3 separate regions of the Homo sapiens genome follow, and all the other regions are linked to region 1. Evidence: read pairs that join two places in POLR2A ChIA-PET (ENCODE). Cell type or tissue: HepG2. All regions are shown on one strand. Each heading gives the region's core, and the rest is flanking DNA. Links, peaks and the distances in the headings are about the cores only.

Region 1 (11,037 bases), core at 896-8,895:
AGCTACTGACTTCAAAGGTTCGATTTTTGTGCTGGAGGGACTTGTAGAAAAGGACAAGGACTGAGTTTAGCATGCTTATTTATTGTTGTTGCCAACAGAGCTGCTCTCTGGAAGTATTCTGGAAAATTCATAATGTCCAGGCCAATGTATTTATAGTAAATTAAAGCTGTGCTTTATTATTATGATTATTTCCTTGGTTACAGTGTTGATGCTGAAAATTTAGGGAAAATAAAGCCCTTGTTATCATGCTTGTGAAAGATTTTAAGCTAACAAAAAGTTCAGTCTTGATTCCAGGGCAGTTAATTAAGGTTGACCAAGTCAGGCAGAAGTAAATTAACTTGGCTGATCAATTATTTATATGAAGCAGAATAAATGCCCTTAAAGAAGTTGGTCTCTTCATAAAAGGATGTGTAAATTAAACTAAACATAGTTTTGTAAAATATGTTTCTATTTCTATGGGGAGAAGAGAAGTTAATGGTGAAATCACTATTAGGAAAATTATTAGAGTAATTACACAGTCCACCCCCCATCCGAAAAGAAAAATTCTCTTTCTCATTGTTCATCCATGTGCAGAGAAAAAAGGAAGATGGCATGCAATTCTGAAGAGATAACAGAAGCTCATGGAAAAGGAAGGAGGAAGGAAGGAAGGAAGGAAGGAAGGAAGGAAGGAAGGAAGGAAGGAAGGAAAAGAATGTGAATTTCACTGTGTAGATTTCATTATTTTGGAAATATTGAACACATGCCTCTTACTTTATTGTCAGTTAACTCCATGCAGTTAGTAGACTGAGAAAGAATAAGGATGAGACTCAGACTAGCTTTAGCTCTAAGAGAGGTACTTTTAAAATTACTCATGTTGCATCATTAAGATTTAAAACCTTCAATAATCGTGTTCATGCCACTGAGGAAAAAAGAAGACCAACCTGTCTATATTATGATATAAAGCATACATTTAGTTCTGGTTCTCATCAAGCAAACGAACTGGTTCCCTTTTAATGTGCAAAGGGTTTACAAGGCAACATAAGACAAACAAAGGAGTTTTAAGCAGTGGGGTGCAGCTCCACAGACTTTTTTCCCCTAGTAGGCAAACGGTAGGGTGGCCTAGGATATTAAACCAGTTCTGTACTCTTTAATGCTCATGTGGGTGTTACTCTCTTCACAACAGAGAGGGAATCAAGCAATGGAAATCCCAGATGAAAGCCACAGACTCTCAGTAGAGGACTGCAACAATGGAGACATCACATTTGCTAGCATGAGGGCCATGCTTTTACACTGCTCACCCGTCACCTGGCGAGATGCTGCTGGAGCAGGTGGCAATGAGGAGATGAGGCACTGACTGGTGGAGGGGATGACAAATGAGACTTAGTGGTTAAGGAAGCAGACAGAAAGATGGCAGCCCCAAGATGTAGAGTTACTGTCTACAAATGGGCTTGGATGGGCTACTCTTAAGAAAAAAACAAAAAGGGTAGATGGGAGGAGAAAGAACAAAACAAGAGAAACAGAGTTAGATCAGACAATTGTTTTCTCACCTGAGATAACTTCTACAAATTATGAATGAACCCTACAGACACACCATTTGTCTATCCACTGTCCTCCTGACCCGGGTCCCATTTCATGGAAAGACTACCCAAGAGCCAAGTTTAGGAGGCAAAGTCAGTGTGCTGACTGTGTTATGAAGGCACCGTCTTCCAATACCACATTTTCATAATTATAACAGAAAGGCGTAAATTTTCTAAAGCATGGCAGTTCAAAAAGTAATCAAGGGAATGAGCCGGAGGGCTATTTTAATGTATGCAAAGCTAGTGACCCACAGTAAATGGGAGGTAAGCTACAATGAATGCAAAGTAATGCACACATACTACAGTCCTGGTCTGATAAGGGACGGCTAAAATTAACACCCAATTAATTTCCGAATTGACAAACAAATGAAACCCATAAATCTACTTTCTCATTAATTTTCTTGTGGTATAATTTAAAGCAGTAATATGAGGGCCAAAACTGAACATTATCCATCATAAATATCAGAAGGATAGCACTGTAACACCATAAATTATGCATATTACCTGTTGTTAAAAATGATTTATGTATTATCAACTTTATCATGCACCATAGATGTCTATCTACATGTATCTTTAAAAATCTGGAATTTCATTTAGCCCCTCTGGAAAAAAAGTTCAGGAGCAATGAAATTGTCAAAAGCATGTTTTAAAAAAAAACAAAACCAAAACAAATGTGGCCACTCATTTAGCCATACAGGAGGATCAGGTAAAACTGGAATCATTCCAGGTCTCAGGTGAGTAGAGGCTAAGAACCCATGGAAGTGAGGAGTCGGGCCTCCCCAGGGAGGAGAAACAAACCAGCTGTAGGGGCACCCCTCCTAGAGAACACAGCATCTGTGTCCAAACGGCGCCACTGACCTGTCCTGCCCTCTGGAACGCAGGAGGTGCAGGGCTTGGTACACGTAAGCAAAGGCAAGATGCATTTGAATGCATCTGACATGGCCAGTGGGGATCATCTATAGCTATGATGACCAACGCAAGCAAGGAACACTAAATTGGCAAAAACTTAGAAAACCCATGCTTATTTTCAATAATGTAATACGGCAGCTTTCTTGCCTTCAAAAGAGGAAGAAAAGAAATAGGAACTAACTTGTATTTATCAATTAAACCAGGAATAGTTTATATTTATCAATTAAATGGAAGAAGCATTCAGATTAAAATAGTTTGCTTGTCCACTTTCCCCAGCTCCATTTGTTTAATAAGAATAATAAATAAATACATCTTTTATCTCAAGTTTAACTTTCAGGTATGCCTTGCACATAACAAGAATTTAACACATAATTACTAAATGTTTGACTAAATGATTAAATGACACAAAATTCCAAGGCCAACCTCTTGATCAAATGAGATCAAGGGCTTGTGCTGGCCTCCAACTTTTATATTCCAACTTTAAAAATACTCTATTTCCTGTACACTTCTTTAACTGTTTTGGTGTTCTGAAACTCCAAAAGTAACAAGCCATTAATTAAATCTGTTAGGTCTTAAGAGAAGTAGGATGATCTCATTAAACATTGAAAGATAATCAACCAATGAAATTTCCTACAAAAACCCATTGGAAACACTGAATATATATATGGACAATTCAGATGGGCTGGAGAAGGTAGACAATGGGATGTTTAATTTTCCCTGTAATTCATGACTCAGAATAGAGTTGGCGGGATAGGGTGGTAATAAAATAATGTTCCTAACAAAAGCACAGGCTTCCCCCTTCTTCACCAGGCTTTCAATGTGAAGACAGGAGACTTCATATTTCCAAGGAAAAAAAGGATTTCTGCATTCCAATGCCAAGGCAGTAAAGTTGTTCAGAGCAACTGTAAATGTCTTATTCTTCAGAACTGTCTTCATCAAACTTTCTTGGATAACGTAATCTTTATAAGACACCAATGAGCACAGATAACAAGTTGACCCCGCTCCAAAAATTACAGATGTCTCAATTTATATTTTTTAGCTTTTCAGCTCTGGTGGGTCTTGGTTCGCTTCTTTCCTAATAGACAAGAGTTTAAGTGCCGTAATCATAGCAACTGTGGGCAAACGAGGGAAGTTAGAAAGAAGCCGCTCTAGGAAACAAGTACAAAGCAGAATGCATACCCACTCCCTCGCATATTAATCCTGAGGAGCTCAAATAATTAAATAGAGACTGAAAAGGAGCTTTGCCAATCCAGTGCTAGGCTGTTTGCTTTGCCACAAGGAAGCCTCTGAAGGTCAGGCATGATGGGGCCAGGTGTTCTGGGGAGCGTAATTAAAATGCATTTTTACAGAACAAAATAGATTTTAAGTTTGAGAACTAACAAAGCCCACGGAACTTTAATCATTTGAACATTCAAACAGCTGAATTCTCACAAATAGCCCAGTGGAATAAAGTGACCAACAACCAGTTCAGAAAAGTCTTTTTTTTTTTTCATTTCTATATTTTCTATCATTTAATGTACACGAGGCCAGGTTCATAACATAGATTAATGACTGGCGTGATCTATGACACACTTCACGTATCTCCCGCTTTGGCTCAAGCCCCTCACCGCTCTAGTGGCCAAAGTGAACAATATGTTCACAGCATCATGGTAATGTAGTGAATGTGGGCCATCAGAATTCTGTTGCTTGCATTTCTCCGTTGTGCAAAAGGAACAATTATTTAATTTTATCCTTCAAAAACTCCAATATACATATATGTATTTTCCCCCCTGAAACTTGCTCTCACAGACAGATGAGCAAGGCTTCTCTGACATAAAAGACCACCATTTGCCTCTGCAGGTCATGACCCTCCAGCCTCCACCCTCACCCTGGTCGGTGTTGTATCTTTGTAATTTACAGCAAATGCTAGGAGAGCATACCTCATATTGAAACACAAGGCAAATTCAGAAACAGCAACAAACAATAACTTAAAAAAAAAATGATGATATGATGCGAGCTGAGAGTTTTCTCTACTGTTTGCAAAACATGACAAAGGCCAGGCTAATGTTCAGGTCTTATCTAAGGTGGCTCCCAGTGTCCAAGGGACAAGCGTCATGTGCACACACCAAACTAGATAAAGAGCCACATGCTTGCTTTACTTAACTAGAAATGATACAAAGCATAAACTCACTTTAAAATGGACAGGTAAGAACCACAGGTAAGAGTAAAAACACTGGCTTTTAAAAATACATTATGCATATTAACTGTGTAGTTTCTTCCCAGTTAAAATATCTTCATTTATGGCAGGGGGGATTTATTCAGAACACATCAAAGTAAAAGTTAATCCTCCCTTCTCAAACTTGACAAAGAGTACATGCATCCAACAGGATCATATCAAGCCTACAGGACAACACGCAAGATAGACACAGTAACACAAAATCCAAGGATTGTACCTTTCAATGGTGACTGCCTTGTTCATAGTACTAGACTTTTTCTCCTACACCTTCTAAGTCCTTGTTTGTTCCACAAAGAAATTTCTAGCCATCTGATGCTCTATTACTGAGCTAGTGGCCTTTCAGGAGAGCTCTCTCCCTTCAGAAAAAAGCAAACAACTGCATAGATATCATTACACTAAGGAAATCTCTTAGAAAAACCAAACAACTTGCTAATCTCACCAGCCCCTTCATCCAAGCAAAAGATAAGAAAAGCAAACCTAAGTCTGTTTCAACCACATTCCAGGGACAAGTTCCCCTTTTTCTTTCTTTATCAAAATTCTAGCATTTAAGTTTGTGTGTGTGTGTGTGTGTGTGTGTGTCTGTTAAACAGACCTTGCAGGATAAACTGCTGCTCACACCCGCAAACAAAGCAATATCTGTTTAATAACGATTGCTGCCATGGGTACAGTAAACAAGGGGCCCAGCATTTGTGTTTATGAACAAACACATCATCTTACAAGAGCAATTTAACATTAACCAGGTGGAATAATCAACAGATTTCATAGGTGACAGCAGGGGCAGGGCTAACGTAAACAGAACTGGGGAGGAGAAAGAGGCCACTCTTTGAGAATCAAGGTCGAGGTAAATGCATTACAGAGTAAACAGCTGGGAAGAAGGCAAGATAAACAAACAGTCATTCTGACATTTAGAGAGGCAGAAAGGTTGTATGTTACATAGATCAGCTGCTGACCACCATGAAATCAAACCGGTTGGAGACCAAGCCTGCTTGTTTGCACAATGCCATGTTTGCTTATAAACAACAATTTGCTGTTACCAACATCACATTACTCACCATCATATAAGCCAGAGTGAAGCCAGTCAGATCCGCTTAACTCTTTACTGGTGACATTACTTAGAAATTAAAAAACAAAAAACAGGCCCCTTTAAGAAAAAGAGGTCAGTCACCCCAAAATAAGACCAAGAGACCTCAGTCAATACCCTTTTATTTCCTGGCTTGCAGATAAAAATAAAGCATCCACATGGTTTAAACTACTAAAGGTTGGATTTGAAAACAGCTTTAAAACACTATAATGTTTTCATGCTTCAGTAACTCTGCATTCATTTCTTGGGCTCATCTTCTTTTATCAATGAAATATATGGGTCAAACACAGATTCGAATCTTTAATGTTTCATCCAGAAGGAAAACCTTAATGCTCCAGTCTCCTCATATCAAGCTTCTATTCTAAGATACCTTTAAGCCCAGTGGGCCCACAAACAGATGCAGAGCATTCTCAACTACTCTGCAAAAATCCAACTATATCAGTTTATGATGTTTTCCTTACAAAATATCAAAAAATAAAATAATCAGTTGATGTCCCATGTAACCACTCAGGGGTTCATTCTGTCAGCTTATCAATAAAATCTTAGCTCTTCAAAGCCCAGAATGAACAATAAGTTCGGTGTGTCCCTAACAAAAGTGTTAAGAAGAAACGTTTAATCTCTAAAAATTTCCCTGATGTGCACTACCACATAAAGCAGCTTACTGTGTGTTACAAGAAAGTTATCATGCCTTATCAGAGATACTATATTTAGAAACACAATCGGCAATTAAAACATTAGTTTCAATCTATTTTACAGATACTTTAACACCATTAATTTAATTTTGATACATGTGAAAAACCTCCTTCCATTACTTAAAATTTAATAAGCAAAACATACTGAAAAACAGTTTGGTAATTTATCTATATCTTACACTTATAATCAGTTAGCTAATTTTTTTAAATTCTGCGTGATGTCAGTGCAAAGTGCAGCAAAACACTGTCTGCTGGATATCCAAAGCAAAATATGGAAATGAGAAAAGGATATTAAAAAAATAAAGATACACCTAAGTGGATTCTGGCAATTACATGATTAACAATCAGGTTATTGGAATTTTCCACTCTGTCTAAAAAGAAAGTAACAAAAATTGTGTTGGTCTGCCCCAACCCCCACAACAGATATCCCCCTCCGGAGTTCCACTGTGAATAAACTCCTCAACCTTCTCTAGCTGCTCTTGTTTCCAGGCCTTGCTTGAATTATCTAATCTTTGTTCTGCAAACCTAAAGTCACAAAGTAACTAGTGTGTTGTCTTTCATGTTTTTGTTTTGTTGCTCTGTGGTTTGTTCCCTAAGTCCCTCTCTGCCAACCATCATCTTTCCCCAAATCAACATAGTCCCTGAGGCCTCGACAATGTCAGGGGAAGAAAATTTCCACTGAGCATTCAGTGCCCTGGTAGGAGGCCATTTTTCAGGCTCAAGGACCTGTTAACACCTGATGGACATGCAGGGAAGAGACATCAAGAACTTCCCTTAAAAGCCCTCTAGGGCTGGAGCTGTTCTACTGCCCTTGAGAAAGAAAATCAGACTTGCTCAACTGATTGATGATGCAAGTCCGGCTGCTGGAACAACTAACAGAGAGAATCTTCCCTCTAATGTTTTGAGAACAGAACGTTCTCAGATTCCGTGCTCACTACCCTATGGATGACTAGGAGGTAGAGAAAAGTGAAGGGGCTTCTATAACCAACACCCCAGTGAAAACCTAAGAGAAAAACAAAATGAAAAAGTCAAAGTGGAGGGCTGTGTCCTGGTATCCTCACTGTCCTGTCTTCAGGAGAAAATGCTGATGATTCACTCTCTGCACTTCAGCTCTTGTCCAGTTCTCCTGAGCTTCAGTTTTTATTTTCTTTTCCTGAACCCTGGATGAACCAGAATATTAGTAAAGGATTATAAACATAGTTGACAATTCTAAATGGTAATCCAAAGAGTTGTAACAATTTCCCTTCATAAAGGGAAATCATAATTGAGTCCTGGAGTTTTGAAAACTAGGCTAAACCTGGGCATATAATCATTGCTTGAATGGGGTACTCTTTTCTGTTTGAAGATGGTTTCACCTATTCCTTATCACGAGCAGGATAAATAATGTGTCTTCTTTCCTCTTCCCCAGCAGTGGTGTTACACTTGCCCTAACCCACATTTAGTTCTATTTTTCCATTTTTATTTTTGAGATGGGAGTCTTGCTCTTTTGCCCTGGCCAGAGTGCAGTGGCGCAATCTTGGCTCACTGCAACCTCTTCCTCTTGGTTCCAGTGATTCTCCTGTCTCAGCTTCCCGAGTAGCTGGGATTACAGGGGTGTACCACCAAAACCGGCTAATTTTTGTATTTTTAGTACAGACAGGGTTTCATCATGTTGGCCAAGCTGGTCTCCAACTCCTGACCTCAAGTGATCTTCCCCCCTTGGCCTCCTAAAGTGCTGGAATTACAGGTATAAGCCACCATGCCGGGCCCACATTTAGTTTTACTTCTATGTACCCAGTTTACTTATTTTATTCCCCATGAATCCCAAATTGTAAAAGTTTTATTTTTAAAAAAGTACATTAAGAAGGCTTTTATATAAGCTGTTCAACAAATTATTTTTAAAATAGAAAATAGTTCTAAAGAGGCCTTGGGCTAACTCAAGATTGGGAAGGACTGATTTTTCTTTTCACAACTCCTCCCCAGAATGAAAATCTTACAAATTCTGAGAATCTCAGAAAGGTTGTGGCATCTTAGTGGACACCGGAGCTAGTTTCCCAAGCCCCATGCATTCACTTTTACTTCTGTCTTCATTATTTTCACCATCTCCATCCACATCTACCATATTGTTATTTTAAAAAATGATTCACTTTTGATAAATAAATCTACCTTCAGAGGAAACTTTGTATCACTTCTTCAAATGGAAAACCAGTATGTAACCCTTTGTAGGTGAGAAAGACTTTTATAATGCATGTTATAAAACCTAACCAATGATATTAAATTCTGCTAGAACCTGCTGTTTCTCAGAGGCTCTGAGTGGAACCATGTTCTTTCTTTGTTAAATAATGAGCTTACAACTGGGAGAGACAGATTAAAGATACTAGTACCAAATTGAGACTTTCTCCTTGGCTTTATCAGAAGGATTAAAAAAGAATTGAAAATGGAATTGCTTCAACATTGAACCACAGTAATGCGAATTGGTGAATGATTTACGAGCCACCAAAAAATCCTCTCCCAACCTATCCGTGAGTGGTACAAGGCTCATATATTGGGCAACTGAGCTACAGGAGACTTAAGAGACCCTCATGAACCTCCACGCTATAATCTTGACCCTTAAGCACTGGATTCCTAACAGTGCAATTCACAAAGCACGTACTGAGGGGCTACATGGACACTTACACTGCTAAAGACATAATCAACCAAGAAGCCAGATTCTTTACACTTGCCCCCAAACCAAATGAGGCTCCTAGTTCATGGGTATTACGCTTGTAGAAGACACCCTAAAAACCAGTAGCTCCAACAATGAGCCTCCCATCCAGGCCTGCCTTTTCTCACACCATCAAAAAACTTGTGCATCAGCCACTTAAGTCATGCCGCCTTTCCACAATACAAGTTCAGAGTTTATTTAGTAGCAAGTAACTACTATAAGAACTATAAGCATATCATTCAAATGCTTTATTGGTCAAAAAGATGAATGCTTTTATTAATCCAACCTTTTTGTAATGGAGTGCCACTGATGACCCAGCATTAGCCTCATTCCCTGCTATTAATCACACTTCTAAGAGCTCATTTTGCCTTAAAATCTTAAGAAATTGCTATAATTTAAAGACATGGTGTCTACGTAATGGGAAATGCTTCATAGATTGTATCATTTCAGAAAATACAGTATATTTTTATGGGAACAATGACATGATGCTAAGGAATTACAAAATGGGAATATATATATATATATATATATATGAATGAATAAAAAGAGAAAAATGTAAGCCTCCTTTCGTATTTGTAGCTTCCCACATCTGTAAACTTTAATCACTACCTTTGTGAAGTCCATTAATCCAAAGGCATGGGCATATAGTTTACATAGATTAAATCCAAAATAACACTCCCAAACAAATGAAAATTAAATGAAGGGAGAAACTCTAATGTAAAAAGAAAGATGTGGAAACACACGGTGTGTTTTAAGAAAATTCCATCAGTGGTATATTCCTCATTCATCATCTGTAATTCCTGTGCCTTGTTTGTCCATGTGAAGACAACTAAGGCAAGCCCTTCAGTAAAGGATTCAGGACAAACTACAGGCATCTGCCTATTTACATTCAGCAGAATTTTAACAATATAATGATGTCCTTAACACATAAGACCTTTTCTCATTAAGCTACCCTTCAAGACCATTTAACACAGCTGAACACTATAAAGAACTGTATCTGAAAGAGTTTTTTCAAAATACAGAGCTAAAGTAAATCTTTTTTAAGGCACCCCTTCAATTTTTACCACCACACAATTCAAATGCAGCATACACATGGCCGGGCATGGTGGCTCACGCCTGTAATCCCAGCACTTTTGAGAGGCCGAGGCAGGCGGATCACAAGGTCAGAAGTTCGAGACCAGCCTGGCCAATATGGTGAAATCCTGTCTTTACTAAAAATACAAAAATTAGCCGGGTGTGCTGGTGGGTGCCTGTAGTCCCAGCTACTCGGGAGGCGGAGGCAGGTGAATCGCTTGAACCCGGGAAGTGGAGGTTGCAGTCAGCCAAGATCGTGCCACTGCACTCCAGCCTGGGCGACAGAGCAAGACTCCATTTCAAAAAAAATAAAATAAAAATAAAATGCAACATACATATGTATATATTCAAATCTTACAAACACATAAAAATGGTAACATTGTGTTACATGATGAATGAAGGGTGCAGTGGGTTCCAATCAGGTACTACGATGATGAATGGATCTAGAGTGAATGGCTGGGAAGTACAAAGAATCAGTCGGCCTAAAAGTCAAGAATGCAGATATTGTCCCTACAGTTAGCAAGGATTGAACTTGGAATCTGAGAAACAGCCAGAAGCTGGTGATAAAGCGTACTTAGGTGGAGCTGGGACAAAAGCATCTGCCTGCTTGGTGAGAGGCAAGTCCAGCTCTGGCTGAGGGGCCCCTTTGCACAGAGATATGCTCCGCCCATCCATCCATGTGCTATCATGTGGTCTAAATAAGCACCTAGACCTTGGATCTCCCCCATGGGGAAGTGCTGAGCCTGGGAGGAGATTTAGAAAGAAACAGAAGTCCTTTATCAAGCTACCTTAATCATGCTGTCACGAACATGCCAACGAGAAAGACA
Region 2 (11,037 bases), core at 866-8,865, 150 kb before region 1:
GCCAGTTAGCTCTGGGCCTCCAAAGTGGGCTCCAGCTTCATTTACAAATGTTATAAAACCAAGATTTCCCCAACGTTTCTGTTCTAACATATCATGAAAAGAGGTTATGGAAAAGCTTTAACAAACATATTCAAATAGACCAGAAACTATGGTGGGGTAGAAAAGAAATTAAAAAAAAAAAATCTGAGCAGTTTTTAAGGCTTTAAATAGTTAAGAATTATAGCCTATATATCCACTCCCTTAATTCCCAACGTCCAACTTTTTCATGTAGCTAGTCCCTACTAACACTAGGAATCAAAGGGCATGCAGTACCAGCGAGAGGCTATTACAGCCCACACTTTATTGCCCATTACTACTGAGGTCATTAGCGGCAAGAGTGATTGTAGCAGTCTTAACCTATTGATCACTGTAACTACTATCATTTAATCCTGTGTTGAATGTCTGGAAAGCGGCTAAAGGCACACAAGAGAGAGTGCTTTAGCACTGAGAAATATGGCCAAAGCTTCAAAATTACACTTTGATTCATAAAATCTAGCCAGTGGTTTAAATCAATAGTATTTAAAACAGTCATGTGAGTTTTTAACTACAGCTCTCTAATATTTATGGGCCCCTCTTTAAAAGTATTCAGTAAAAACGAAACTTTTTTTTTTTTTTTTTTTTTTTTTTTTTTTTTTTTCAGATTTCATGCCTTCTACCTTAACCTCCTTGAGATAACAACATTCATTTCTGATGTTTTCTGTGCTACAGGGTTCATGCCTTAACTGGGAGTTCAAGCTAATTCTTGATTTCTTTCTCAAAAGACGATTTAAATATAAGGCAAAAAAAAAAAAAAAATTTCCGATACTGTAACTACCTTAACTGTTTGAGTATATAGAAATGAGTATGTTTTATGAGTTAACAATGAATCATAGAAGGCAATTTATGAAGAACTAGAATGATTCTGTCTAGCTGCCTTCAGGGATCAGAAATTCAAATTAAACTTCTGGCAGACATTTAAAGAATGCTAGCATACAAAACTGAATTTAAAAAAACGCACACAGTTAACACTCCTCAGTGGAGTTTCAAGAGGAAATCATGAATTAAAAAAACACACGGCATGATACACTGTTGACTGATACCAACTGGGTGTGGTCGATCCCAGGTGCACCCAAACCTGCGGGAATGGCAGAAATACAGCTGTGCTTGGGCCATCACAGCTCTGCTAGTATGGGCCTGCTGCTACCTTAATACCAGCAACTGGGAAAACGGTGTTAGCACTAACAACTGCTGCTAAAAGCCCATACACACTGCTGTGTAAATTCTGCCTGATACGGTTTTTTCTTCAAAATGACTCTCTATCATCTGAATGCTGAAAGACTATTAAAATAATATGCCATATTATTTCCTTTAACGCCCAATGGGGAAACGTAGATGATGGGAAGGGAAAAATCTAAAAAGCAAACAAACAAATAAAAACACTCAGAGAAACAATACTTATTTCTAATCTAGGAGACAATTGAAGGAATTGGGTGGGAGGGGAGAAGACACAATATAAATACTGAAAATAACATGTTATCATTTTCTTCTCTCTTCAGTTTACACTCCAGTCAACTACAAGTAAATACTACCTAGTACACATACACATAAATTTTGCACGTTGGGTATCATCTCATAATTACTGTGTATACAAATAATAAAAAGAGAAGATAAAAAATGCTAAACACTGTTTCATTTTTATTAATTTGGTTAATAATTTAGAAACTCTTTTTACCCTCTGATCATTCACCACATGTATGTCCCAGGAAATTCACTTCCGTTCTAGCCTTCAGGCTGTATTTGGGTGATAACTGACCAGGTTTGGCAGTGTCACCTGGTTAATCAAATAGCAGGAGCAAAACAAATTAAATTAGAAGGCTCCAGAATGTCACAACAAAACCAAACAGAGAAAATAGCTCCATTAAAAGAGAGAGAGGAGAAAAAAAAAAAAAAACTATGCCAAGTTTTTTATGACCATATACAAGCTAGCCTGTATAGAAGAAAATTAAACATCATCACCTCTGGCCCCCTGTGGAAAACAAGTTTTCATAATTAACAAGTCAATGGATACAACAGATGTATTGGCAAACAGAAAAGTTAGAAAGCTTCTATTTCTCCATGGTATTAAAAAAACAAAACAAAATGAACCAACCAGGTACCATGCAAGTAACTATCATACAGGAAAGAAAACACACTTCTGATATAATATTTCGGTCTTAAAAAAATAAAAAAAAAAAAGCATGCTATTTATGTGGAAAGTAAAATTCTGTTTCATTATGGAATTCTGCTTTTTGTATAACTCCTTTAGGCTTAGCTATTTTGCCACAATACTGTACAAAGCACTAAGGCAGGTAATGGTTATTATATTAATGCAAAATCATCTAGGTAGTCAGTCATTAGCATAACAGTTCTCTCAGTAACAATACAACCAACTATTAAAAATTTTTTTTCAAAAGACCTCTTTAAAATGCAATTAGCATTTCATTTTTTATCATTTTGTTTATTACATTCTATCAAGAAAGGCTATCTTTCTTTCACAAAAAAATTGTAAGGCCAAGGCTCGCCTGCCAATCAGGAGTTATTTCAGGTTATCAACCCTAATAAGCAATCTCCAGCAATGCTCTCCGAGCTCTTCTTTTTGTCTTTAAATTCTAAAAAGTGGCATAAATGCATATTTGTTTACAGCAGAGGTATTAGTGGAACATCAACTGCTCTCCTCTAACATTTCCCAGGCACACAAGGTTACTCCACTAAGTGCCAGTATAATTGTTTTAGCTCTAATAAATATCAGCTTCATTTGCATAAAAATGTAAAGTTTACATAAATTAAATCGCTTCTCCCATTAGCAATTGTTAAATACAGGAAACAATGGAAGCTACACATGAAAATAATCACTCAATAAGCACTGATTCTTTCAACCTAGCAACTATTATTATTATTTAAATCAAGAAAATGCCTTCTCTTTCCTACTTCAACCACTTTCTCCTGTAGCTGGGATGGAAAACAATTTAGGGCATGTGAATTAAACATGCTAATGGCATTTTATATTAACAACAACAACAAAAATCATGTTTAAGTGCTGCAAATGGGAGGAGGGGAGGACTATTCCAAGAAGGTACCCCAGAAAAGATTCTATCCACAGATCTTTAGTTCTTAAAGGGAAAAGGAAGAGGCCTTGGCTAAATAAGTTCTCTTAAATTGAAGTATTACTCAAAAATAATGAAAGAGACAGCAACTGTTTCCATCCTACCTGAGACACATACATGATTAAAATAAATAAAAGATAACTTGTGGATACAGTTTTAGATCAACAGTTACTGTTAAATGAAGAAAAACATAATGTCTATCTTCTGTCTAAAGAAGATTTTTCTAACACTAAGAATTAAATTTGTAGCTCTGCTTTCTCATGATTTAATCAGCATAGAAAATTTCATAGGGAGCTTAACTGCAAATATGTATTTTTTTTCCCATATTACTGAAAGGGAGAAGGGACTATAATTGAATTTCAACACATAGGTAGGCCAAAATTAGACCATTTCCGAAGTTTTATAAGGCCTTACTTAGGGTGCAATCACTCTTTAGAAAGAATTACAACTCAACTTTCTCAAATTGTAGTTTCTCATGCCTATTTCCAACACCTTCACCTTATACATCACAGTTAAGCTAAAGGGTGCAAATGAGATTCTAATGAGAAAACATCACTTGCTTCTTTGACAATCTCACCATTCACTGATTTATTTATAATGAAGACAAAGCCCAACCAAAAGCTTCCCATAAGTTAAAGGTCAAAATATGTTCAAAAATGCCTAGTAAAATCAAGGCAAATGGGAAACCCGTGCAGACCCGCCTCATGAAGTGGTGTGACAATTAGAGTAATTGTACAAAAAGCCATCTTCAGGAAAAAGTAAAAGAAATTAAGCTGCCACAACTGTAACAGGTTAGATGAAAAAAATCAAAATTTAATGTATTCTCCCCTGTGTCATCTTGTTTTGTCAAGACATCAAATAGAATTGGGAAGTACAAAATAACAAGCCCTTGAGAAATCACAGAAGCCGACCTTTTTGATGTTGTTGATTTACCTTGTTCTCAGTTATTTGAACAATGATGTTTCAGATTTAAGGGCAAGATAAAGCTTAGAAATTAAAACATGATACCAAGGTATTCTAAAAAGCTCACCATAACATTTAGCCTGCATCTTCATTGATTAGTTGCTTTTAACCGGATTTGAAAATGAGGCACAATGTATGTGTTCAGTATTCATTTTTCTCATTCGAAATTAATTTCTCCTCAAACAACTCACAGGTTGGAAGAGGGACTCAATGAAGAGCATTCCTACAATCCAAAAGTAGAGGCCCAGATTAGCTCTTCTCAGATAATTCAAGTCTCCACAATCTGCAAAGGCTTGTTTAGCTAAGAGATACCTGAGTTTTCTTTTTTAAACGAAAGAAAATAAGGCTGAATGCAAAATGTCACTTGGTGGGGGTGGGAGGGAAGTATTGCACGCTCTGAAAGGACTAAAACAAGAGTCCAGAAATACGCTGCTTCCAAGAAAACAAACCTTTTATCAAACAACAAATTTAGCTTACAGTGTTAAGACTATCCCCAAATCTAGCCATACAGATACACATAAAGCTACCCTTTTGCCCCAAGAGAGCTACAGCTCATCACCAATGTAACTTGCAGTCTTACATGAAATGTTACGTGCAAAGATACATGAAATCAAGCTATCACAAGACAGCATTCTCAACTTTTTTATGTAGGCAGTTCCTTCTACTCAAGCATATATATAAATCAAAAACTGCAGCAGTTAAAACTATCTATTTGAGGCACTAAAAGTAACCTAATATTTGCAAGCGTTATAATTTATTATACCTTGACAGTTAATAAAGCTGTTTAATAATTCCTTGTCACTGAATGCATATTTTAAAATGTAACACACATATAGACACAATTTATGTATTTATTTACTCTAACCTTCTCGATCAACTGTTGCTACATTATCCCTTGTTTGCAAATCAAGGAATGATGAACTACCTGAAGTGGAATCTAACTGACCACTACATTTGCCTAGTTACCAAGAACATGGTTTTCAGGTTCTCTTTAGTGATGTTCATCTACAACTAAACCACATAATAAAATAAATTCCTCCAACCTTCGTTTTTGCCAATTCAAATTTTACTCAAATGTTAGTACAGACTGAGAAGCTAGTCACAACATTCTCTCCTGATTGTCTCAGAAACATAGTAACTCAAACAACGTTTCTGCCACATTAACCAAGACAAACCTGAACTTTCATTGTTTTTAATTAATCTAGATTTTAATTTCACCGTATCTTCCAATTGTGTGGAGGTTGGCTGAAAAGTTGTAGAACTGGTCAGTGTCATAAAAGAGTTTATCTTTCAAGTGACAGGTCCTGACAACGTGTAAATGCAAGGCAGTGACGGTGAGGGTTTTGTTTTTTAAGGTACATTAAACTACAAACAACAAAAAAAAATTCAACCATTCCTATCATAAGCTTTCTGATGATTTATGGTTTACCAACTGAGCAGGGTTACGCAACACTGCATGCCTTTAGATGCATTATTTCAGCTAGTTGAGATTTAATTAAGATCACAGCCTCTAAAATCCCTGTCAAATGAAAATTCAGAGAAGACAATACACTATATATCCTCGTGCAGAATGTTTCCATTCCATCCCTGGAAAAATATGAGTTAATCCGCGTTTCTATGGCTGCAGACAAAAGTTCGCTAATTTTGTTTTCTTTTGACACTTAGGTTGTTTTCTATTACATGTCATGAGATCATTCCCTTCCAGAGAAAGAAGAAAAAAATCGAGAGTGATACATGTTGCAGAAAATGCACTTGACATTATTAGCCGACATTATCATAGCTTAGCCATGATGCCATCACATTTTCATGTAATCAACCCATGCTTACAAGTTTCCTTTAATAAAATGTTTAATAACACAACACAAACAGAAAGCCTACCTTACCTAAATTACTCGGATTAGATAATTGACATGTTATACCTCTCATTTCCTTAACTAACCAACTTTTCGTCAGACAAGCTGCACATTTGGGCAGGAAACAAAGTTCTTAAGGCAAACGGGTGAATATAAAGCCCATTACTTTCCTTCTATAAGTCGTTCTTAGGGTTAAAAAATAATCCTCAATAGATTTCTTTCTTAGACGCTGGTATTGACCCATACTATTTTTTTAAAGAAAAAAATGTATTACTATGTGCCCCTTTACCTAGTCAAATGTATTTTTATTTGCATCTTCTTAATATTTGGTTGCTTATCTCATGCCTTAGAAATGACAGGTGCTTGCAGTCTCACTCTTGACAGGCAACTACACAAATAACTGTCTTGCCTGAAAGGGCTAATGCAGTACTAATGAACAATAAATCAACTTTGATTATCAAGTGTCAGCCGAATGCGTTCTCAGTTCAGCTCTATCACATCCTACAGTAAGTCAGCCAGTGTCTCTGGGTAGGCAGTCTGTATTTTGGTTTCATTTTTACACACTTTTCACTGAAATGTGTCAGGCAGCTACAAAGAATCACATAAAACAGATATAGACCTTTTCTCAATTTATGCAAAGGGCATCAATTAGGACAACGTGCTTCTGTCTTCAATTGATTTACTTAGTGGTCAATCTTAATAACCAAGGAAGCTTTGTATTCTTTTAAACAACAGTAACAGCAACACACACACATCAAACCCTAAACTAGAATCTTAATGTGATCATGTTCCAGCTCTTTGGCAGTGACATGCTAGCTTGCGCTCTTTACCACATAAACCACCTCTGATTGCATCTATACATTCCTCTTGGAAAACTCGTTATATAAAAACAAAAACAGCAAAACAGGGCCGCTTTTAAAATAAAAATGCCACTTGCTTTAAACTTTAAAAAATCTGGCTTAACACTGACTTCCTAATGATAAAATAAATGTAACTTATTTTTTTTCTTAAGCAGATTAGTCATTGATAGTATGATTCACATTTCCTGTTATCAGGCTTAATTTTTCCCCCACATGTGTCACTTTTAGAATGCTGGAATCTATGGAAATGAGGTGATTTGCATTTTAAAATTGGTTTGATTAGAACATTTGGTTTGTTTGGACAAAAATATAAAATTACTAGATATTTTACTTGTAACTGCCAGGACTTGAAGGAGTTAATCCCAAAGAGGAAGAGTCTATATGTACTTTGCTCTAAAACTTTACCACCCACTTCCTAAAGGTCCTCTCCTTCCCAACACCGTACTTGGGGAGGAGAGGGGTAAAAAGTCCCGTTTCCACTGACCGTCCTTCATGCAGTTCTGACAGTTGAGTTAGCTACATTCAGAGCCGGTTCAGCTGGGAGTACCCCGTGGCAATTCCTCAGTCTGCTGCACGTCCAAACCCAAACCCCGCTCACTACTTAATTAACCAGCCAAGTAATGCAACAGAGGCTTAGAATCCCCAACCTGCCAGAGTGTTCCATTCGCTCGCTCGCCTGCTCCGGTGTGGGGCTCTGTGCCTCTCCCTCCCCCTTTACTGTGTGTGAACTCGTCGAATTTGAACAGCTAAGCTGAAAATAGCCTAGACAGATATAGAAACAAACTATCAGAAGCAAAGAAACATCCACATGGGTTACACTGAGATGGAAGGCTCCTTGTATATTTCACACGCTCTGAAAGTGACAGAAATCACACCCCAGATACGTCCCCCGAACGGAGTGATGGCGAGGGCTTCACCAAAGTGGCTGCGTGAAGGCCAGACCGGCAGAAAATGAATCGCAAACGAAAAAGAGAGAGAGAGAAACACACAAGCAGGACTTCCTCCAACTCTCAACTACACCCCACCCATGAACATTTAAAAAAAGAGAGCGAGAGTGTGAGCCAAAGAGCAAGGGGGGTGGGGGGGTATCTCTCTCCAGGACCCACAGGCCTGCAGCTCCTTTTTCTTGCCCCTCCACTCCCTCCCCGCCTCCACTTCCAGAGCGCAACTCCTACCCAACTTGGTAAACAGCGAGGATGAGGATGATTTTTTAAAAGACTCAACTTCAGAACCCTCGGGCTCTCCTGCCTTCCCCAGCGAGGCCCCCAGGAAGCGGGCGCCGCGGAGCCGGGGGAAGGAGAGCGAAACCGGCAAAGATCAATCAGAAGGACCAACCTGACACTCTCCATGTAGCCGCCAGGCGCGCGGAGCCGGGCTCGGGGCGCCCGCGCGGGCCGGGCGTGGGGTCCGGCGGCCTCGGCGTGCAGGCGGACTGCACGCGCGCAGGGGCGCTCCGGCTCGCGGGCTGACAAGACGCGCCGCGCCGCGCCCACCCGCCCCGCCCTGCTCCACCAATCACAACCCGCCTCTAAACACCCCGCGCCGCGCCGCGCCGCGCCGCGCCCCACACAATGGGCTCCGCGGCCCGCGCCCCGCGCCCGCGCGCCCCGGCCCCCTCCGCGCGGCAGGTGAAATCACGCTCGGGTGCCACCCTGCTTTTGTCTGGAGAGCAACTCCACTTAATAGCTGTTAACCCGGTGACCCGCCTCCGGCTGACGTCTGGGTCGGCCGGGCTCGGCGCGCACCGCTCCCTCTGGCCGGGGCTCTGCGGGGCCGGGGCTGCCGGCGGGGCGGCGTGTTTGTTTCGTCTTTGAGACTGACAAAGAGTTGTCCTAACCTTTCCGAGAAACCCGGGAGGCCGAAGAGGGGCACCCGGCGCTCGCGGCGCCAAGCCGACTGCTCCGAGCAACTGTTCGGCTTCGGGAGGGTACGCAGGTCTCCTAGGCAGCGCAGAAAAGCGCTTTTCCTCGAAAACCTCCCTGGGAGGAGAACTTTCGCTTCACGTCGGGGGTTTCACAGAGCCTTGGCCTCCCCACACCCCTTTCTTTCCCAGAGTCGGTCTCGCCAAAGTGTGCCAGTGCGCACCGAGGAAAACTAAGCCGACGCGGGGTGGAAATAAATAACAACCAAACGTGCCTCGTCGCTGAACCAGGCGACTTCCCCTCTAGAACGACAGCTGCCGAAGAAAGCATCTGCCACACGTTTGCTAAGAAATAATTCTTTAAATTCCTTTCTTATTTATACAACAATAGCAACAACAAAAGCTACTCTCAATAAGCACTTTAGGATGACCTTCTCTATTAGAAATAGTCACTGCTCTTTCAGGCTATTGAAAGCTGAGTATAGTGTTTTTTTAAAAAGTCAACAATGTGCTAAACTTTGTTGGCTCAACTGACACGACTTAAGCGTCAGGTTAATCTAGTCCATTTCGGCGACTCTAAAAAAATCACCTATTTACCACCTTCAAACTTGGAGAAAAACTTCCTGGCCTGTATATTTTTTAAAGACACACACACAAAATCCCCACACACATTTTTATTCTTTTTCTCAAAATATTAGAGGAAAAGGAGTAGTGTGACATCAATGAATGCCTATTTGCCTTCAAAAAAAAAAAAAAAAAAAAGGCAACAAAATCTGACCCAGTAATCCCAGGAATTTTACTTGAAAGTACATTTTGATGTGAAGTGTATTAAATGCAGGTTACTACAGACCAGAAAGAATATTGGTAATATTTCCAATCAAGCAAATGCCTGAATTTCAACAGGGTCAGCGGGGAGCAGACAATTCCCTCTTTACTCTGGCTGTAAAAGAGACAAGCGCGAAGTGACCATCAAAGTATGATCAGATGTTAAATGGGCACAGCGCAGATCGCTCTTCACCCTAAAGTGTTTTTGTGTCAGATACCAAATTTATTAATGGGATTTTTTCAGGTCACAAAATGTGACCCCACCCTCTCATGAATATTCAACAGAGAACCAAGGGCTCTTTTGCGAGGTAGAAGGACCTTAAATCTGCCAGAAAGTCCCCCGACTATCAGTAGAGTTCTGACTCTTAAAGAGAAAAGGTGCTCTTTCCGGAGGGGCTGGCAGAGAGCCCCAACGGCAGGAAATACAAATAAAGGAAGTGCTCTCCAACCAATGTACAGGGAGAAAGTGGAAAGAATCATTTCAAAACGCCTAAGTGACTTTCTTTTTCCCAAAGTATTAAAATTGAGTTTTAATGTTTATAAACAAAAACTGGGATGTACTTTGAATATGCAATGTGTTTTTATTTTAGAAACTAAGTTCTTCATGAGGCATCCATAAAACTCATGCATGCTTTCAGAAGGTGGACTAACTCCTTAGCAGGTCAGTGTTTATCAGCTAATAGTCTGCAGGTGCATCAAAACAAACAATAAACAAGCAAACAACATTACAGACGCTCATGACCCAGCTGTGGAGACAAGCCTTAAACAAAATAATTAGAGAGTGATGCAATGCAGTGCTTACTCAACTACTAAATTGCACGGTGGTGGCTGTAAGCACCATGGGACCACAAAGAAGGAGGAGATCACTAGGAGGAGGGGTCTGGGAAGGCCCACTGGGGAGGTGGCATTTAAAGGCTGATGGTTTGGGTAAGGGGGAGGTGACAAAAGAGAGAGGGAAATGGCTTGGCATACTAACTTAGAAGCCACCTGGAGCCCATCTCGCCCTGTCTCCAGACAGACAGATGATATGGTGACTCAGAGACTACTTCTGGGCAAGGAAATGTCCCATCAGTGATAAACCTGGATAAACTACATATGCCCAGGCCACTTTGGTTAATTCTAAACTCCTGTGGTCCTGTGTACTTGCCCTGTATTTGGGATTCAGGAAGAACTGGAACTTCCATAAGTGGAATATAATATAAAATGTTAAAACCAATAGTAACTCAGAAGACTTCGTTAAAACCATTTATTAATCACTGTGAGCACCAGGTCATTTTAGAAAAGCTGAATAAGAAAGGCCAACAAAAAAATTTTGGATTGTGGGTGTTTTAACAGTCTCATGCAGTTGTCATAATCTGAACACAAATTCCAGCCCTCATTGTACAGAGGAGGAAACTGAGGCTTAGAAAAGCAAAGTGATTTCTCCCAAGAATTAAACATGGCCAGGTGCAGTGGCTCATACTCATAATCCCAGCACTTTGGGAGGCCAAGGCAGGAAGACTGCTTTGAGGTTT
Region 3 (11,037 bases), core at 1,450-9,449, 56 kb before region 1:
TGCTCTACTTGCTGGCGCCCAGTGAGCAAGGTTACCACCTGTCCAGCTTGCCTTTGAATGGTCCCCCACACAAAGCCCCTCGTGCTCCAAGTTCAAACTAGCATTTACTCTGGATGCCTAAATTACCTGGCGTTTCAGCCAGCATCTGTGCCCTACCTCTAACTTGGAGAAGTCTTAGTTTAACCTTGGATCTACTGACTATATTCTGGGTCTGCACCAAGTAGGCACAATTTTCCTACACAACCCTCTCTTTGCTTCCCTTCTTGCCCCCTATAATCTCTTCCCTGCATAGCAGCCAGAGGAATCTTTTGAAAATGCACATCAGGTCATTTTGTTGCAAAAGATTTTGTGCTCAGGATCAAAGCCACATTCCAAAGCCTGCCTTTCAAAGATGGGGTCTTGTCCACACCTTCCTGTCTACCTTCATCTCATATCACCTTTACAACTGCCATGGTCTTGCTGCTCCAGCCATCTTCATGATCCCCTTCCCTCTCAGGGCTGTTCTTCCGCCATACACACTATTACTTATATCTCAACACAGCTGGAACCCGAAGATGTTAGCTGATCTTATCACCTCAGAGGTAACATCCTCTCCACCATTAATGCCCCCCATCATTCTGTTCCACTGTCCTCTCAGCAATTCCACCATCTAAAAATATTATGCTTATTGATTTACAAATAAGTGTGAAATTTATCTCTCTCTACTGGATTGAAAACTGCCCTGAAAATTTTCTAGTCAGGTTCATCTCTGTCTACAACAATGGCTAAATCAATGTCTTGGTTATATCAACAACCAAATGAATAAATGATCATACCAAGGTAGGGAGGTGCTTCCAAGATCCTAGCCTTATCGGCATTTATTTTTAAAATAGTAAAAAAAAAATTCTCGTCATCTCAGAAGTGGGAATGCATTTTCAAATGTAATTACGAAAAATTTAGGAACCATAAAGAAAACACTTGATAAATAGAATTATGTTAAAACTGAATATGTCTAAAACAGCATAGCAAAGACAAAAGATCGCCAAAACACTAGAGAAATATTTGCGTGTCAGAACCTAGAAAGAAATTATAATTTTTATGGTTCATAAAAATCGCATAAATCAATATGGAAATAAATAAAATCCAATAGAAAATTAGCCAGATAATATGAAAATACAAATGTCGGCCAGGCACGGTGGCTCACGCCTGTAATCCCAGCACTTTGGGAGGCCGAGGCAGGCAGATCACCTGAGGTCAGGAGTTCGAGACCAGCCTGGCCAACATGGCGAAACCTTGTCTCTATTAAAAGTACAAAAATTAGCCGGGCATGGTGACAGGCACCTGTAATCCCAGATACTCAGGAGGCTGAGGCAAGAGAATCACTTGAACCCGGGAGGCGGAGGTTGCAGTGAGCAGAGATCATGCCATTCATTGCACTCCAGCCTGGGCAACAGAACGAGACTCGGTCTCAAAAATAAAAAAAAAACTAATAATAACAACAACAAAAAGTCTCAAACATTTTTAAAAGGTTATTCAATCTCACTCTTAAAGAAAACTTGCATTTGTTTTACTGATTTGTTTTTATTACATTTTTTCTCATTTATTTTTGAGTCTCATACCCAAGAATAAGCATAGGCCCCTGAATGACAGGCAAAAACTGAAGCATACTAAGGCAAAGTAATTTAAATGCATTACTGTCTTCTTCCTTTGACATATACTTATTGCTTAAGTGATTATGAGCACTAGCCTCAGTTTATTTATCTGTTAAATGGGAATATAGAACTGTCCTTAATTTATGACAATTTGGTGAGAATACATATAAAGCACCATTGAATCTATGGTTATCTTTTATTATTATGCCAGGTAATGGGAGGGTCACCAAACTAGAGCAAATGGAAATCCTGCTTTTCCAGTCCAGCAGGAAGGCAGACATGGGTGAAGCACTCTACTCAAAAGAGAAGGTGGTATATCTATAGTACTAGGAGTAAAGATAAATTGCTACATGAGTTCAAAAAGGAGGCAAGGGCACTTCCAGTTCAGGATGTCAAAGATTTCCTAGAGGAACTGGTGTTTAAACCAGAGCTTGAAGGGTAAAGACAATTTGGATAGGCCTCAGACAACGTGCTTGTACAGTTAGTCAATAATAGTTCTTCTGCAATTATTAGGCCAGGTTCTGTGTCAGGCGCTGAAGACAAAGTAGAAGAGAACACAGACAGCCTCTACTCTTGGGGCATTCTGAGTGTAGTGGGAAAGAGAGTTTAAGTACGTTTAAGAAGTAAAGCAATAACAGGCAGAAGGGTTGCCTGTCTGCGTGGGCTATGGGAGGAAAGGCAAGTTATAAGTAATGAACAGTTCTTGGATTGAGAGGCAGGGTATTCATAAATGTTTCTTACATTATGCTTTATAATTCACCAGCACATTGTATATTGTATTTAATAGAGTCTAAAGTACATTGTTTTTTTCTTTCCATTTTAACATCTCTAAAATTGGGATGCCTCTTAAAAGACATGGGATAAGAAAGCATTATGTGCTAACTAGCTTGGCTGCATTTTTACTTTATTACTGGTTTATAAGATAAAGGGCCTACAGAAGGCCCAATGAAATACGGCATATTCTTTTTTATGTATCAAGTATTTTTTAGAAAGATATAAAAATATTTTTTAAAACTACATTTATGCCTTTTATCAGTCAAATAAGCTCAGTATTATTTTGTTTGCTATTAAAAAAAGACAGATATGGAAGGTATAGCCGATAAATACATAGATGAATTATGCCTCCATCTAATTCAGCTCGTGATGTAAAATCAGATTCTGTTAAAACTAAATGCATGACTTCAACTCTGTTTTCATCCATATATGCAATCAATGCATGTTTTCATTCTTCTCTTTCATTCTCTCCTCTCCCTTTTCTTATTCTTGGTGGGAAGGAGAGAAGGGAATGCGACAGGATTGGAAATCATTTAGCAATAAAAGCAGCCATGAGAATTTACTAAAATAATTATCAACATCCATAACAATGCAAATATTTTAGTCCCTGACTAATCCAGGTATCTGGATCATCTTGATACACAGTCTAATTTTGAAAAATAATTTGGTTCCACAAAAATCAGAGCTGCAATCCATTTGGAAGTGTTTGGTTGGCAGTCTAATAGCAGGAAATGATTTTGCTAAAGCCATGGCAATTGCTTGACGCAGATTCTGATGCTCAGACTATTCTTCCTTCTTTTCCTCTCTCCCCACCCAATTTCCAAAGGAAAGCCACAAATCGGCTCTGCTGTGAGATAAGGGCGAAATCAACGAGTACTAGGGAGGATGCTATTTGGATGGAGTGGGATGCCCTGGCAGTGGCAATGCATGCATCTCTATTTTCCTTTAAAGAGCAATTATGGTTTAATATGGTAAAATTATATCATTAAACCTACTCAACTGGAATAAATTCTCCTTCTGATATGCATTTAGAAAGGCAGTTCATATTCTACCCCTAGAATATATCTATTACATTTTTGTGTCTATCCGCCACTTCTCTTTTTACCATGATACTTGAGATAAGTTTCAGACAGTCTGGCAGGAGGTGAAAAAAACACAACAACCCTGAAACTCGATACTTATCTTACTCATCGAGACCTTTTTGATCTCTGTGAGTGAAAATTAATCCTTAACACCCTCCAACTTCCCAAAGCACAAATTTCTAACATCTTTTTACATTCTCTACAACAGCCATTACTTATTATTATTACTAGAATTTCCCCTTTGTTAAAAAAAAGCACTCTAATTTAAATTAATGAGTTAAGTTTACACTCAAATGCAGAACTGTCACATGCTTATTTTCCAGTTATGAATCTTTACCGCAAGCAGATTAGAAGTATCGCTTGTAATAGAGTTTTCCTCTAGTTCAACGTTAAGTATGTGGCATGGCGGTGTTTTGTTGTCTACCCCGTTACGGTCTCTTTTTTCCTCTTTTCGTATTCCCCAGGATACTGGCCCTGTGAAGCCAGTTGCCATGTCCCCATCTTTCAACTTCCTAGATTGTAAGATATTTGGAATACTGGAAAGACAAAGGGAAGGCATATGGGGGTCAAGAGTAGGCTCCAAGTCTGAAAATTATCGCCAATATTCCAGCTGCTTACCTTACTGGTTTAAGAGCACTGGCTTTAGCACCTACCACACCTGTGCAAATTCCTTCTTAGCCCCTTGTTACCATGTAACAAAGAGCCAGTTATTTAACTCATCTGAGTCTCAGCCTTCTCAACTGTGAAATGGGAATACTGCTACCTGGGAGCACAGACTTATTTGAGAGATTAATATAGCCAAGTTCTTGCAAGGTACACGTCATGAGTGGACATTCATGCTGTATTTTATTGATCTTCTTTTGCGAAGACCCGGACTCTCACCCATATAAGTTAAATTGGCAGCTTTCACTACGCGCGTCAGGATTTATATAATAGGAACACTGCCTAGTTCAATGTGGGAACAAAGTTGTATTGGGGGAGCACTTATGATTGTGGGGAAACAGGACAAAGAGATTCTGAATGCTGCTCATCTGCCTGCCTGCCCAAAGACCACTAAATGTGTCCCTTCCTTCTTTTTTATTAAGGAGTTTGTAAAAGTAACCACTTGGGAAGAAACACGAAGGAACATTTCAAGGGCAAGGGATATAGCCACCTCTGCACTAGATAGAAAGACACAGGTGTGAAGTCCAGTAGTTTGGCAAAATGAACTCCCTTTAGTCGAGAGGATGCATGTCTAAAACATTTTTTTTTTTTTTTTTGCACAAAGTTAATGAAATAATTATTTTTTGGTCATACCTTGCACGGAAAATCTGCCAATAGCATTTGACATTTAGACCCACTAGGCATCTTAAGTAGCCTGCTACTCACAAGACCTACCTTTTCCCACTGCCCTATTTTACAAACACTCTTAGCTCTGTCTCCTGCTCTCCTCTCCTCCAGGAAGCTGGAGAACAATCCACGAACAGTAGTGACTAAGATGGCCCCTAATGACCATATGCTTGTATTATGGCCTTCCCTTGAGTATGGGCAGGATCCATGAATGGGATGGAATACATTCCTTTGATTAAGTTATGCTGTGTGGCAAAAGAGATTTTGCAGGTATAAAGTCCCTAATCAGTTGACTCTGAGTTAATCAAAAGAGAGCTTTTCCTCTGTGGGCCTGGCCTAATTAGGTGAGCCCCTTCAAAGAGGGTCGGAGGCTGTTCCTGAAGACAGAGATTCTTTGGTTGGGTTTTGAAGAAGCAAAGGGCTGTGTTGTGGAGAGGGCCACACATAGGAAACAGTGGGTGGTCTCCATGAGCTTGCAGCCTCAGTGCTCTCCCTGCATGAATTGAATTCCACCAACAGTTAGTGAGTTTGGAAGGGGATCCCAAGCCTCAGGTGGGACCATAATCAGGCTGACCCCCTGAGTACAGATTTGTGAGACTCTGAGCAGAGAACTCAGGAAAACCAGGCCTGGCCTCCACAGAAACTGTGGAATGACAGATATGTGTTGTTTGAAGCTATTAAGTTTGTGGTAATTTATTACGCAGCAATGGAAAATGAATTCACACACCTGTGAAACCTTGCATAGTATATGAATGGGTTCCCCCAGAGGTGGGCTGAGCCCCACCTGAAACCGCTTTGTGGAGGAGGCCCCCAGCGTGTGGGGGACAGCTGTGGCTCTGACCCCCACACAGACCTGCTCCTGTGCCCTAGGTCTGTGACTTACTAGTTCTATGACCTTGAGGAAGTAACCTGACTCTCTGAGGCTCTGTTTCCTTATCTGAAAAATGGGTATAACACCAGTGCTTACCCCACAGAGCTGTGGCAGAGATTAAAAGAGACAACACTCAGAAGGCAGTGAACCCAGGGCCTGGCACACAACTCACAGTGATAGAAGTTAGCTTTGGTATTATTGAAATACACATTCCTGTTCACTGGCCTCAGTTTACCTATTTCCAACAACAAAAAGGGTGGAGTGGAAAGGTTCTGAGCTGCCTTCCCATTCTGACGCACTTACAGAGTCTTTGCTTAATAACTCGGCAAGTCCTTGACAAACTTTCCATCCCTTCCCCACCCATGTGTACGGCAGGCACTCCCAAGTCACCAGCTTCCAGAGCCCCACGCTGGTCCATCTAAAGCCAGAATGCTGAACTTTGTGACTGAGTGCTTGCAACTGTTGTCACTATTCAGATAAGCACATCCTGCTTTCTGTTTACCGACCAGTTAAAGGCACAGAGGGGTACCCGGCAATTGTGCGGCACTTGGTGAAGGCGCCTCCCACACACCTGTGTCTCCCAACCCACCCAGCTCCTGCAGCCCTCTCAGGAGCAGAGCTCAGGCTAGTGAATATACCAGCAGGAATACCCCAGTGAGATGGGGAGAAGTGGCTAAAAGTTACTAGAATGCTGTCGCTGCCAAGTTTTATTTTAGCCCTCATCAATCCAAACCTTTATTCCTGAATTAAGTATTCTCCAGGGACGTTTCCAGGTTTGCAGCTATTTCCTCCTAATGATTCTAGCCCAGCACCAAGCACATTTCAACTTTCTAAATGACTGGAAGGCTTTGAACGTTGACCACAGGCTGCCCCCACTGCCCCCCGCAATCATCTTGACCCCACCTAAGAATTAGTACCATGCTTGAGAAAAAAAAAAAAAAAAGCTATTAATACATCAATGCCTTCTAATCCTCTTGGTTAAACATGAAATGACAACTGAAGATACACATCATGGAATGGCCCTGTTGTATCTGCTGGGGTGTATGTAGGTGTGTCACATTAACCTAAAGAGGTGGATTCCAGCTTAACAAAATAAATCCACTCAAAGCTCCACTCTGATCAAAGGGAATTATTCTAAGAGACAATCATACCTGATGAGATAGCACCTCCACATCACAAGTCAGACAACCTAATGGAATAAATGACAGTAAATTGTAAATACTGTATACTTTCCTTTCTAAAGGTGTGTTTTCAGAGGTACGGCAATAAACATTAATGAATAACATTTATTGGGCCCCTACTATACACATATGACACGTAGCATACTAGGTCCATAGTGATTATGTACAATTGACACAAGGCCCTCAAACACAAAGCAAACATTTATTGTGGTCTAGATATTGTGTAATCTATTTGTTCTCATATAACTCTATGGAATTTTGTTTTTCCCCTTTGCATTCTTCTTCTTCTTCTTCTTCTTTTTTTTTGCAATTGACTAATAATAATTGAATGTATTTATGAAATATAATGTGATATTTTGAGAAAAATTAAATTAAGCTAGTTAATATATCCATCACCTCACCTACTTATCATTTTTTTGTGTGTGTGGGTGTGGTGAGAACATTTGAAATCTCCTCTTTCAGCAATTTTGAAATATATAATACATTATTATTAACTGCGGTCACCATGCTGCACAACAATTTACTAAAACTTCTTCCACCTCTATCCTGGAATTTCTTAAGACTGATTCAGACTGTAATGTGCCTGGGAATCAACGTATTCCTTAAGGAAAACTCTAAAACCATGACATATTTAAGCCTACTGTATGAATTAGAAAAAGCATTCTAAGAGGAAGTATCTCACATATACACTGTCAAATCACAAGAATAGATGTCCATGAAAGCCAGGATTCCTGTTAGTATTCATTCACTGTTGGTTCTTTGGTTCCGTCTTCTCCTCACTGGTGGACAATATTGGGCGGAGGCAAAGAACACGGCTCTAGAGCTGGACTGCCCGGGCTCAATGCTTCGCTGTGTGACCTTGGGCAAGTCACCTAACCTTGCGGTGCCTCAGTCACTGCAGCTATTAAATAGAGATAAAACTAGGTTTTTCCTTTTGGGATTGTTGTGAGGATAAAGTAAGACAGTTCCTGAAAAGCACACTGCCTGGTTCCCCATGGCTCTCAGGGAACATTAGCTGTCCCAATTCCATTACTAGCAGCTGGAAGACAACATAACAGGAGCCAAAGGGTGGGTTGTTTGTTTTTTTAACATTTGCAATAAGATTTCAAAATAGAAAATTTGAATTTGTCAATCTGGGGAAAATACAATCATTTAATTATAGTAATAAAATGTCTCATAATATTACTGAAAAAATCACTGCATTGTCTCTTGCCTAACCACAGTGAGGTCAGAGGGATATTATTTCTTTTACACAGTGGAGGAACTTAAGATTCAGAGAATTTAAGATGCTGAGAGGCAAGCCACAAACAAACAATTGAGATTGAAACTCAGGTTTGTCTCAGTCCAAGGTTTGTCTCAGATATGCCATGTCTATATCATGACATGTATTTTTAAAGGTAACCAGGGAACCAAAGGGAAGGCCTAGAAAATACATATAAACCAAGCAGTGCTCGGGTGCCCTCTGAAACACAATCTTACATTTATGCCTTTAGTATAGTGCTGTCCAAGAGCAATATAATGTAAGCAACATACAGAATTTTAAATTTTTAGTAGCTGCACTTAAAAATGGTAAAAGATAACAAGTAAAATTAATGTATGTATAATCAACATAAAATTGTCAATGGGCTATTTTGCTCTTTCAAAATACTAAGTTTACTAAGTCTTTAAAATCCAGTTTGTATTTTCCACATCTCCATTTAGATTACCCATATTTCAAGTGCTCAAGAGCCCCATGGGACCAGTAGCCACCATACTGGGTAGTACAGTGGTCACAGCTCTTTGCAATGACCACTCATGCTAAACAGCACTGAAAGAAATCATTAGTGTCATTTGAAAGCAACATCTAAGTTTTCACCTGGCAGACCCAGGATTTAGATACAACCCAAGCCATTTGTGTTTCTTCCCCTCAGCTACAATCTAACATCACATTCTTAGTTACAAAGACTTGATACGCTCACTTCTAGTGCAGAACATTCAGCCCTCATTCAGGATACTGTATCCTGCTCAACTCCATGCATACATTCCTTCTTGAAATCAGTGAAAACTCCACATGTGAAACAGAACTGAAACAGACAAGACAGCCCCGCAGTGCAGGTAAACATGAAGCCAATGGGTGGTTTTTCTCCCCTTGTGCTTTGGACAATCAAGGAAAACAAGCCCTTATTTGCTAAATAAAAATGGCTTGGCCATGAACTTCTTTGGTAAGGGAGGTAGGGCTCAGTTGGGGTTCTCACTGATTGCCTGTCTGACAGCAATCTCTCCTGCAGGGAGGACACAGCCCAGAGATGAACACTTAATTGAGAGAGAAATCAGGAGGACTGCTGAACGACTGAGTGATCTTTCAGAGCAAAGCATCACAAGGAAAAGGGAACCAGCTCCAGGGGGAGGGGGGGTGAAAGTTTTCAAGAGAAGGTGAGTAACCTGGGGATCCCATGATGCATGGCTCTGGGAATGAAGGATGGGTCCTCTTCCTCATTCCTGCTCTCTTACCTTCTTCCCTGTATCACTTTCTTTCATCATGCACTCAGCACCTACTCAGCATCTAGCACTGAACACAGAGAGGTAAATACAACATTGCCAGCCTCAAAGGCCTTAATTCAGCCATTAACTACAACCCAGCAGCATTTGTGCTTCAATGGAGGGGTGCACCAAACAGGAGGAGAGGGGAAAGCCTTTCCAAAAATGAAAGAATTTAAATGAGCCTGGGAGGGGGGGAAAAGAGTGAGCAAAGAGAAAGGTATTTTGCAGAATGAGGCTAGCATTTGCAAAGGCACAGAGGTGTCAGAAGCCTGGAGAGTTCAGGGTCCTGCCAGAATTTGGGCTTGGAATGGTGCAGGGGAAAACAGAGGATAAGCTCTTTTCTAATGGGCAGAGGCCATAGCATGAGTGGTAATTCAACATCATCCAAAGGAACTTGATTTTAGTGCCCAAAGGCTAGTTGGACATCTAGAATTTTTGAAATGGGCAAAAAAGAAGACAAAATCTCTATGATTCTGACATGCTTCCATACACAGCAAGGAGTCCAGGAGATAAAAGGAAGGAAGGTGGGCCTCCTAGGCTGCTCAGGTCCAGCACACCTGGGCAACCATTGGTCCTGCCTGCCACACTGGGCCAGGCTGGCTAATCAGGACTGAAAAGCTGGTGAACAGTGCATGTCCTGACCACGAGGTGACTAAAGAAAAGCCAGTTTCAAGGCCTAGTAAAAAGAAAGACTGCCTGGTTCAGAGGGTACAGGAAAAGCACAAGAGAGTGGAGGAGCATACACTTCCAATGCAGAGAAGCAAAGCAGATGATGCCACCTCAGGTTAATTAAATCAAGTGGCTTCAGGTCTGGATCTAACCTTGGCGGCAAACCACCAGGAGAATGTTGATAGGACAACCAAACAGGTATAGATTTTCAAACATGTTTTTGGAGTGTTGGAACACAGAACGAAAAGAGACTGCTGAGAAGGTTCAGGAGAGGGAGGGGATGGAGGAGAGAATAACACAGAAAGGACTTCTCAATCTTGAATGCCTCCAAATTTGGAATGCCTTTTTAAAAATAGTCTTTTGGATCCAAGAACAAAATCACACCAAAATATTAAAAAGATAAGGCAGTGTGAAAAAGTTTACTCCTGAAATGACTCTTAAATACAAATTGGAATGTTACCGACATACCTGCCCCACAAAAAGGTGAAAATTAAAGTCAAATCATTAAATCTGAATATGGTTGTAAAGGTGAAGAGTTGTAGAGATTTATATAACTTTTAGAACACATCCTTTAACCTATTGATTAAATAGGAGAGGAAAGGAATGCCAGTAATATCCAGTGTACTGCCAAATGTCACACTGTGAACCCACAGCATTAAGTATGTAAATCTTCTGATACCAGGTTGTTCCTTCACTTCTTTTCTGGCCTTTCATGAAGAAATCTTTGCTAGTTAGAGGCTAGTGATACAAAGTTGGGCTAAGAAGCTAGTCAAGGTGCCTGTCCTCATGAAGCTTCTATTCTAAAGTGTGGAGGGAGGCCAGGAGTAGTGGCTCATGCCTATAATCCCAGCACTCTGGGAGGCTGAGGCAAGCAGGTCACCTCAGGTCAGGAGTTTGAGACCAGCCAGGCCAACATGGTGAAACCTCATCTCTATCAGAAGATACAAAAATTAGCCTGGTGTGGTGGTGTGTGCCTGTAG

Evidence for each region. ChIA-PET counts read pairs that join two places held together with the same protein. Peaks named below come from ENCODE experiments on the same cell type or tissue, not always from the same donor. Only the 100,000 strongest peaks of a DNase experiment are listed, where the experiment ranks them.
Region 2: POLR2A ChIA-PET joins it to region 1 with 15 read pairs; 5 of 35 experiments call an interaction of 5 or more read pairs at or near these places.
Region 3: POLR2A ChIA-PET joins it to region 1 with 21 read pairs; 7 of 35 experiments call an interaction of 5 or more read pairs at or near these places.

Annotation. Positions count from the first base shown.
Region 1 is chr3:71,203,305-71,214,341 of GRCh38, forward strand. All of the region lies in intron 5 of FOXP1 (forkhead box P1), which reads right to left. Among named protein-coding and RNA genes, the nearest start is that of FOXP1-AS1, 81 kb to the right of the region's middle. RefSeq lists an enhancer at 6,867-7,412. In HepG2, for the core only: no CTCF peak of the experiment used is centred there; DNase peaks (open chromatin) are centred at 4,547, 5,437 and 7,247; H3K4me3 peaks cover 754 bases.
Region 2 is chr3:71,056,652-71,067,688 of GRCh38, forward strand. All of the region lies in intron 7 of FOXP1 (forkhead box P1), which reads right to left. Among named protein-coding and RNA genes, the nearest start is that of FOXP1-AS1, 230 kb to the right of the region's middle. RefSeq lists an enhancer at 8,449-8,949. In HepG2, for the core only: no CTCF peak of the experiment used is centred there; DNase peaks (open chromatin) are centred at 4,070, 7,410, 8,130 and 8,600; H3K4me3 peaks cover 3,983 bases.
Region 3 is chr3:71,146,932-71,157,968 of GRCh38, forward strand. All of the region lies in intron 6 of FOXP1 (forkhead box P1), which reads right to left. Among named protein-coding and RNA genes, the nearest start is that of FOXP1-AS1, 140 kb to the right of the region's middle. RefSeq lists an enhancer at 9,749-10,454. In HepG2, for the core only: no CTCF peak of the experiment used is centred there; DNase peaks (open chromatin) are centred at 6,150 and 7,040.